Linked DNA regions of Homo sapiens: region 1 is linked to region 2. A link is a contact called in ENCODE POLR2A ChIA-PET data. All regions are on one chromosome and are shown on one strand. Each heading gives the region's core, a stretch centred on a gene start or an enhancer-like site at or near the end of the contact. The rest is flanking DNA. Distances are from core to core; before and after follow the strand shown.

Region 1 (4,345 bases), core at 1,347-3,846, about 13 Mb after region 2:
ATTTATAAAGTCCACAGTAGTGTACAGTAATGTCCTAAGCCTTTACATTTACTCACCAACCACTTACTGACTAACCCCAGAACAACTCCTAGTTCTGCAAGATACATTCATGTTAAGTGCCCTATACCAGTGTACCATTTTTTATCTTTCATATCCTATTTTTACCATACATTTTCTATGTTTAGATACACAAATATTTACCATTGTGTTACAATTGCCTACAGTTTTCAGTAAAGTAACATGCCGTACAGGTTTGTAGCCTAGGAAGAATAGGCTGTACCATATAGCCTAGGTGTGTAGTAGGCTAAACCATCTAGATTTACATAAGTACATGCTACAACGTTTGCACAAGAGGGCATTTCTCAGGATGTATTCCCATCATTAAGTGATGCATACCTGTATGTCTTCATTTATTTTTCAATCTGAAAACTGTAGGCCAGGTGCAGTGGCTCACACCTGTAATCCCAGCACTTTGGGAGGCCGAGGCAGCCAGATTGCTTGAGCCCAGGTGTTCAAGACCAGCCTGGGCAACATGGCAAAACCCCGTCTCTACAAAAAATACAAAGAAACTGGAGAGGTGTGCACCAGTAGTCCCAGCTACTCAGGAGGCTGAGCTGGGAGGGTCACTTGAACCTGCAAGGTCAAAGCTGCAGTGAGCCATGATAGTACTGTACTCCAGCCTGGGCTACAGAATGAGTCCCTGTCTCAAAAAATTTTAAAAAGTCTTGGCTGGGCGCAGTGGCTCCCACCTGTAATTCCAACACTTTGGGAGGCCTAGGCGGGTGGATTACCTGAGATCGGGAGTTTGAGACCAGCCTGACCAACATGGAGAAACCCTGTCTCTACCAAAAATACAAAAATTAGCTGGGTGTGGTGGCGCATGCCTGTAATCCCAGCTACTCGGGAGGCTGAGGCAGGAGAATCGCTTGAACCCCAGAGGCGGAGGTTGTGGTGAGCCATGAGATCGCGCCATTACACTCCAGCCTGGGCAACAAGAGCAAAACTGTCTCAAAAAAAAAAAAAAAAAAAAAAAAAAAAAGTCTTAAACAGAGTCCTTTTCCCCCCTCATCAGCCTAACCTGGCCCTGGGCTCAGAGCAGAGCTGCCCAAGACACTAAGCAGTTAGGAAATGCCATTCATTCATTCATTCATTCATGAAAATAAAATTAAGAAAATTGCATATATCAAGTATTCTGCAAAATTAGATACACATATCACCCGATATATATGTGTAACATACACATATGACATTGTGAACAGTTGTGCACATCATTAAAAATGTAACATGTTTTATTTGTCACACTGTCTGGCATAACAGGTACTCAACATATATGCGAATCAACTTTTCCAAGACAGAAAATACTTCAGAGGAGGAGAAATCTGACCTGGGCCCTGAAGAATAAAGTGTAAATAGCAATAATAACAGATAACGCTTAATGACTGCATTCAATGAGCCAGGCATTGTGCTAAGTAATTTAATGGGATTGTCTCATTCATTCTCACAAGTACTGTAAGAGATAACGGACTGTTAGTAAACCCATTCTACAGACAAAGAAACCAAGGCACAGAGTGGTTAAGTCACTTTCCCCAAGATCACACAAGTCTTAACTAGTAAAATTCAAACAAAAGCAAGCTACTCCAGGGCCTTAAGGAAGACGTGGGTGGGTGAATGAATGAATGAGTGAATGGCATATTCTAGCTGCTTAGTGTTTTGGGCAATCCTGCTGTGAGCCCAGGGCCAGACTAGGTTGATGAGAGGGGAAAAGGACTCAGTTTAGGACTTTTAAGACGAAAGCTCCTGTTCACTTGCCTACAAGACACCAATTCGAGTAGGAATTAAAGTTCACTGACAGCTTGGCGACCTCTGACACCTGGTAGACCAGAAACCTCACAGTCAAAAAAATCGAACCTGACGAGGGAGGACGGGATCAGTGATCTCTGACCGGCACCCCAAGCATTCCTGGATGGCAGGGCCGGCTTACACGCAAGGATCAGCTTAGAATGACCCCTAACACTTGGTTTAAGGCTCTGCTTCCAACGACTTTAAATCCTTAATAATTTTTTAACAAGGGGCCCCACGTTTTCATTTTGTACTGGGTCCTGCAAATTATGCGGCCAATCCTGTTAAGTGACAACCTTTAGCAGGTAGGAGACAGGTACTGGGGAAACAGCCACTTATCTCTCGAATATGTTCCACACGTACGCACCAATCAAACTTGCCCACTTGGTCTTCGTAGACCGCGGCCGCAGGAATCAGCAGCGTAGCCCAAAGCCAGAAACGAGAAGCCCACTCAGCCGCCATGATGCGAGCGCATGCACCACCCACCGCCGTCCCGGCATGCACCGCGCCGCGGGCTCCGCCTCCGCGGGACCACAGAGCTGGGATAGCGCGCGAGGCCCTCGGTCGGACGGGACGCTCGGGATTCAGGGACTGCCTCGGCACACGGGAAGTTGCCCTACAGGCGCGGGAGAAAGCGCAGGCGGCGGCTTGGCAGGGAGAGGCAGGCTGCAGTGCACATTGGGTCAGGCACACGCGAGGGGCAGCCCCCGAGGGCCGTCCCAGAGTCCCCCGCGCCGCCGGGGTCCTAACGGGGTGCACCGTCTTCCGCCGCACGTGGATTCAGCGCGATGCCCAAATCCAAGCGCGACAAGAAAGGTGGGCGAAGGGGGAGTCGGGACCCTGGGGGGAGCTCCGTGGGCTGGCTACCCAGCCTGCGGTGAGGGCTTCGGGGCGGCGGGGGCGCAGATTGGAACGCCAGGACATCCTCGAGGTGTTCCGCTGCCTCGCTGCGAGCTGGAATGGGGGCTTCGGGGCTGTAAAACCGCCAGAGGTGGCTGACGCCCGGTCGGGTCTGGGGAGCGGAGACTCGTTTTGCCTAGTTTCAGGTGCTCTTGCAAGGCCAACTGGGTCGGGAGGCAGCTCCTGAACACCGCCCCCGGCTATGCCTGCTGCCGTTTCGGCCCACTTTTCCCAACTTCGGCCCTTTCTCATCTTCCTGCGCTCCCGCCACCCTGGCTGCCTTTCCCTTCTTTCAGCACAGGTTTGTTCCCGTGTCTGGCGTTGTGTGTCTGCGGTTGTTTCTGCCTGGCATGCTTACATCTTCGTATGGTTTGCGCCTTCTTAGTTGTCAGTTAATAGGATCCCTCTGAGACAGGGTCTCGCTCTGTTGCCCAGGCTGGAGTGCAGTGGCGCGATCGTAACACTGCAGGCCGGATGCGGTGGCTCACGCCTGTAATCCCAGCACTCTGGGAGGCCGAGGCGGGCGAATCATCTGAGGTCGGGAGTTCCCGACCAGCCTGGCCAATATGGTGAAACCCCTTTTCTACTAAAAATACTAAAAATTAGATGGGCATGGTGGCAGGTGCCTGTAATCCCAGCTACTTGGGAGACTGAGGCGGGAGAATCGCTTGAATCCGGGAGGCGGAGGTTGCAATGAGCCGAGATCGCTCCACTGTACTGCAGCCTGGGCACGACAGAGCGAGACTCCGTCTCAAAAATAAATAAATAAAATAAGTCACTGCAGCCTTGACCTCCTTGGCTTAAGCGATCCTCCCACCTCAACCTCCCGAGTAGCTGAGACTACAGGCGCACGCCACCACACCCAGCTAGGTTTTTTTTGTTTATTTTTTATAGAGAAGACTCAGTGTGTTGCCAAGCTGGTCTCGAACACCTGGGCTCCAACCACCCTCCCTGAGTGCTGGGATTACAGGCGTGAGCCACTACACCCGACTTGCGCACCTCTTAAGAGACCGTTTTTGACCACCTTTGCTGTGGTGGCCTCTCTCTTAACCCGGCTCCCTGGAATATTCAAAAATATTTAGGGGTCTGGCACTTTCTAGGCGTTAGAGGATACAGCAGTCACAAGGAAAGCCTATTTCTTATCGAGCCTAACGTTTTAGGAGAAACATATTCCGCAAAATGCTAAAAATCAGATTGAAAATGGGGTGAAGAGATGTTGATATTTTGTATAGTGTGGTCGGGAAAGGTCTCACTGATGAAGTGACAAATGAGCAGAAAATAAAGAAAGGAAGCGAGCAACCTGTGGAATTGAGCAGCTGTGGAATTATCTGGGAGAATGCTGTTCCAAGTAGAGGGAACCTGAAGTGAAAAGGCTCTGAAATGGGAGCAGATATGACGTGTTTGGGACAAGAGGCCAGTGAGGCTGGAGCAGAAGGAGCCAAATAGAGTTTGGGGAGGGAGTTAGGCAGAGAGGGCAGGACTTCCTCGGCCTTGGCAAGGCATTGGCTTTCCTGCCCAGGTGAAGTGAGTAGCAGAGGACCCATGTGATTTACCTTTACTTATGAAGGGTCACTCTGGTTGCCTTGGTGAGAATAGTTGGGGAAGA
Region 2 (4,112 bases), core at 1-2,500:
GCGCAGCTCCCACTTCCCCGCGACTCACCTAGGAACAGGACCAGGGTCTCCTCCCCGGTGTCTAAGGCTCTAAGGCTCGGGCCGAGACTGCCAAAGCCTCATGGGGCGCGCGGGGAGAGGGGGACGGGAGCCGCGGGACGGGCTCAGTCGACTCAGCGCAAACTGGGGCGCGGGACGTAGGGGAATTACGGTAGCCGCGCGGGCGCTACCACCTGGACCGGCCGGGATGTACCAACGGCGCCGCCCGGCTGGGACCGGGGAGAGGAGGGGTCCCAGGAAGGGCCCCGCGCCGGAGCCAGGGAGGTGGCTGGAGGCCGGGCGGTGGCTTGGGGTAATCCAGGATCCGGGCTCAGGGGAGGGGGTGGGGGGCGTCACTGTCCCCGAGGGGCCAGCCCTTTGCAGATCTCCAAAAAGTTCAAAGTCCCTGGTCATTAACTTGGGCTTGAAGACGGGAGCTCGCCCATCCCGGAAGGGGGCTAGGGGGGACCAGGGCCCGCGACAGGAAGCCTCCGCGCGACAGAAAAGCCCCGGGGGACCAGGCAGAGAGACCCGCAGGCCTAGCCCGCCCCGGAATCGCCCTGAGCCAGGTTCGCTTCCGCTCTATTGTAAAAAGCTGGATTCTGATCTGCGGCCTCCGCGGTGCCCCAGAAACAGCCCGCTTTTCTCTGGGCCCCCTCTTTTTTTTTTTTCTGGCCCAGGTGATATGGCCGGAAAAGGGTGCTGTTCTGCCATTTAGTGGTTCCCAGTTCCCCTCTCCCAGCAGCGGGAGTTTAGAATAACTCTGGGCTCAGGACTGGGAAGGGTGTGGATACAGGGGGCCCACTCGAGGAGGTGGAGTTCAGGTCCACCAACCTGTTCCGCACTTTCAAGCTTTTTATACAGCCTTCCCCCGACCCCTTCCCAGGCCAAAACCTCCAGACTGCCCCACACAACCCTTGGGGCTGGGCCTATACTAGGGCAGCTCCTGGCTGGGCCAGGGATCCCCACGTCTTCACCTGCTCCCCCAAAACTACTTAGCCAAAACCCAGGAGTCCCCTTGCATTGTTTCTCTGGCCCTGCCCGTTTCTTCAGCTGCAGATAGCCCCACCACCTCTCTCCGGGGACCAGTCACTTCCAGAGATGGCCCAAACCTGGCCATTCCCTGGGGCATCCTGGTCTGCCGCTGCTCACCCCCAAAGCATTGCCCAGGAGAATAGGTGATTGCCTCTCCCATTACTCACATCCTGCCCGTCCCTTCTCCATGGGGGCCTCAGGTCCACCCTTTCCTCTCCCTGGTCTTCATCTCACCACCCCTCCCTCCACACACGCATACCCTGACTCATCCCTGCCACCTCACAGGCCATTGTTAAGCTGCAAGGGAACTCTGAAGTCCTCCCATCCAACCTCCACTCCACACTGCAATCCCCTCTACGCTTCCCTTTCTGTCTCTTCTTGCATATGTCTAGTGATGGGGTGCTCACTACCTCCACTTCGGGGATAGCTCCAGCTGCTGGAAACTCTTTCCTGTAGTGTGCTGAACCCCACCTCCCTGTCAAGGCCTTTGGGAGCTGTGCAGAAAAATTCACCTCCCTTTCCTCCTGAGAGTTCTGAGGAAATGGGAGGCTCTGACAGAGAGGCCTGGTTTGAGTCCTGATCTTGCCTTGCTTGGCAAGTCATTTTACCTCGCCACTCTGCAGGGCCCTCTCTAGGAAACGGAGATGGGGTAGGCCCCACCGCAGCGGGGGAGGCGGCCAGATGAGGTTTCTGTGCCAGGCGCTAAGGCAGGGCCTGGCATACAGTACGTGCTGGATCAATGGCGGCTGCTGGAATCACTACCTCCTCCATGATAAACACCCTCACATGTGGTGCCCAATGTCCCCTGTGGCCCAGGGCCACAAGTGTCCTCCTCCATGCCCCCTTGTGACCTGGGACGCCCTGACTAGACCTCGAACAGTGCCCAGTGGAGCCCAGCAAGGAGCTGGGGAGTCCACACACTGTCCCGTGGCCACCTCACAGGAGGGCAGGGGGAACCCACAATATCATTAGTCTGCCTTGATCTCCCGGCCTTTCTCCATCTCCCCAAACTCACAGCTCCACCTGTGTGCAAGAAGCTGGGATGGAGCCTGGGGAGGTCTCAGATCCCAGGGCAGGTACGGAGGGCACACCCAAAGTCTAGAGGTGACTTTGTTACCCCCACTCCCAGGACACCTTGCACACCTACGCTGTGCTAGGCTCTATGCTAAGCATGTTATATATGGGCCTCTTTTAATCCTCGCTGCCGGGTTATTTTCCAGATGAGGAACCTGGGGTTCAGAGAAGTGTAGTGACTTCCCCAGGGTCGCACAGCTGGAAAAAAGTAGGTTTGATCCTGGAGCTCAGAGGTGTGGACTGCTCTACATATCTTCATCCTGGGGAGGGGCCATTTCTCTCCTGGGGTCTCCATGACACACAGTCCAGACCCCTCATCTGGACATGCAGGTGCTCCTAGTGCAGCCTGCCTCCCCCTCCTCCCGTCCCCTTCTCCCTGTGCCCCCTGGCCTCGCTTGCCCCTTATAGCCCCCAATGTCCCCCCCTGCTCACTCAGCTGTCCTCCATCTCAGTACCTCTTTAATCCTCAGGACTCCAGTTGCCTCCAGGAAGCCCATCCTGGTTAGCCCTCCTCCCAGTGGGAACTCCAGGGGCAGGAGGTAGGGGACAGATGGCAAATTCATCTCAGAAGCTCCAGCACCCAGGAGAGCCTCAAATAAAACATCAAGGGTGGGCCCAGAAGCCGAAGGGTCCAGCCCTGCCTGAAATTGGTCCTTTGCCAGGGCAGCCTGGGGGGAAGTTTGGCCAGCCAGGGTCACTTCCCTTCCTTCCTCCCAGCACAGCTAGAATGTCACCTCCAGGAGGGCATCCCCTTTGTTCTCTGGAGATCTCCTGGGCCTAGAACTGGGCCTGGCACCGACAGATGCTCAGAGCTGGTCTGGTAAATGAATAAATGAAGTCATCTCCTTCAAAACGCTAGTCACATCCTGGAGAGTAAGAATAGGGCTCTTGATCAGACAAGCCTCACGCAGGCCAGGCTCTGACGATCATGCTGTGTGATGTGGGCAAGTTCCTCTACCTCTCTGGGCCTCCGTTTCCTTACAAGTCATGTGGTCATAAGAATAACGCTGTTCTCCTGAGGGTCTCAAGAAGCTTCACTGAGACAAGCAGGAGGGCCTAACGCCCCGCCTGGCATGTAAACATGTTCGGTCAGCAATAATTGTTATTATTATTATTATTGGGTGTTTTTTGAGACAGAGTCTCGCTCTGTTGCCCAGGCTGGAGTGCAATTGCGTGATCTCAGCTCACTGCAACCTCCTTCTCCAGGGTCCAAGCGATTCTTCTGCCTCAGCCTCCTAAGTAGCTGGGATTACAGGTGTGTGCCACCATGTCCGGCTAATTATTTTTTATATTTTTGGTAGAGATGGGGTTTCACCATGTTGCCCAGACTAGTCTCGAACTCCTGACCTCAAGTGATCTGCCCACCTTGGCCTCCCAAAGTGCTGGGATTACAGGCATGAGCCCCTGCGCCTGGCCTGTTATTTTTGAGACAGGGTCTTGCTCTGTTGCCCAGGCTGCAGTGCAGTGGCACAATCACGGCTCACTGCAGCCTCAATGTCCCAGGCTCAAATGATCCTCCCACCTCACCCTCCCCAGTAGCTGGAATTACAGGTACCCACCACCACACCTGGCTAATTTTTTTTTTTTTTTTTTTTTTTTTTTTTTAGACGGAGTCTTGCTCTTGTTGCCCAGGCTGGAGTGCAATGGCATGATCTCAGTTCACTGCAACCTCTGCCTCCCAGGTTCAGGCAATTCTCCTGCCTCAGCCTCCCGAGTAGCTGGAATTACAGGCACCCACCACCATGCCCAGCTAATTTTTATATTTATAGTAGAGATGGGGTTTCGCCATGTTGGCCAGGCTGGTCTCGAACTCCTGAGCTCAGGCAATCTGCCCGCCTTGGCCTCCCAAAGTGCTGGGGTTACAGGTGTGAGCCACCACGCCAGGCCTTTTTTTTAATTTTAGTAGAGAGAGGTCTCCCTATATTGCCCAGGTTGGCCTCAAACTCCTGGGCTAAAGCAGTCCTCCTGCCTCAGCCTCTCACAGT

What was found. ChIA-PET counts read pairs that join two places held with the same protein, here RNA polymerase II (POLR2A).
Region 1: POLR2A ChIA-PET joins it to region 2 with 20 read pairs in activated naive CD4-positive, alpha-beta T cell. The contact joins the promoter of MRTO4 here to the promoter of PLEKHG5 in region 2. POLR2A ChIA-PET finds 5 or more read pairs at or near these places in 2 of 52 experiments (AG04450 and activated naive CD4-positive, alpha-beta T cell).

The regions. Positions count from the first base shown.
Region 1 is chr1:19,249,209-19,253,553 of GRCh38, forward strand. It overlaps MRTO4 (MRT4 homolog, ribosome maturation factor), which reads left to right and starts at 2,597. Exons shown (of 8, transcript NM_016183.4): 1 at 2,597-2,655. The coding sequence starts at 2,628. EMC1 (ER membrane protein complex subunit 1) reads right to left here and starts at 2,316. Exons shown (of 23, transcript NM_015047.3): 1 at 2,207-2,316. The coding sequence starts at 2,301. RefSeq lists an enhancer at 2,229-2,734.
Region 2 is chr1:6,490,417-6,494,528 of GRCh38, forward strand. PLEKHG5 (pleckstrin homology and RhoGEF domain containing G5) reads right to left here and starts at 1,251. Exons shown (of 21, transcript NM_020631.6): 1 at 1,221-1,251. RefSeq lists silencers at 312-401, 462-541.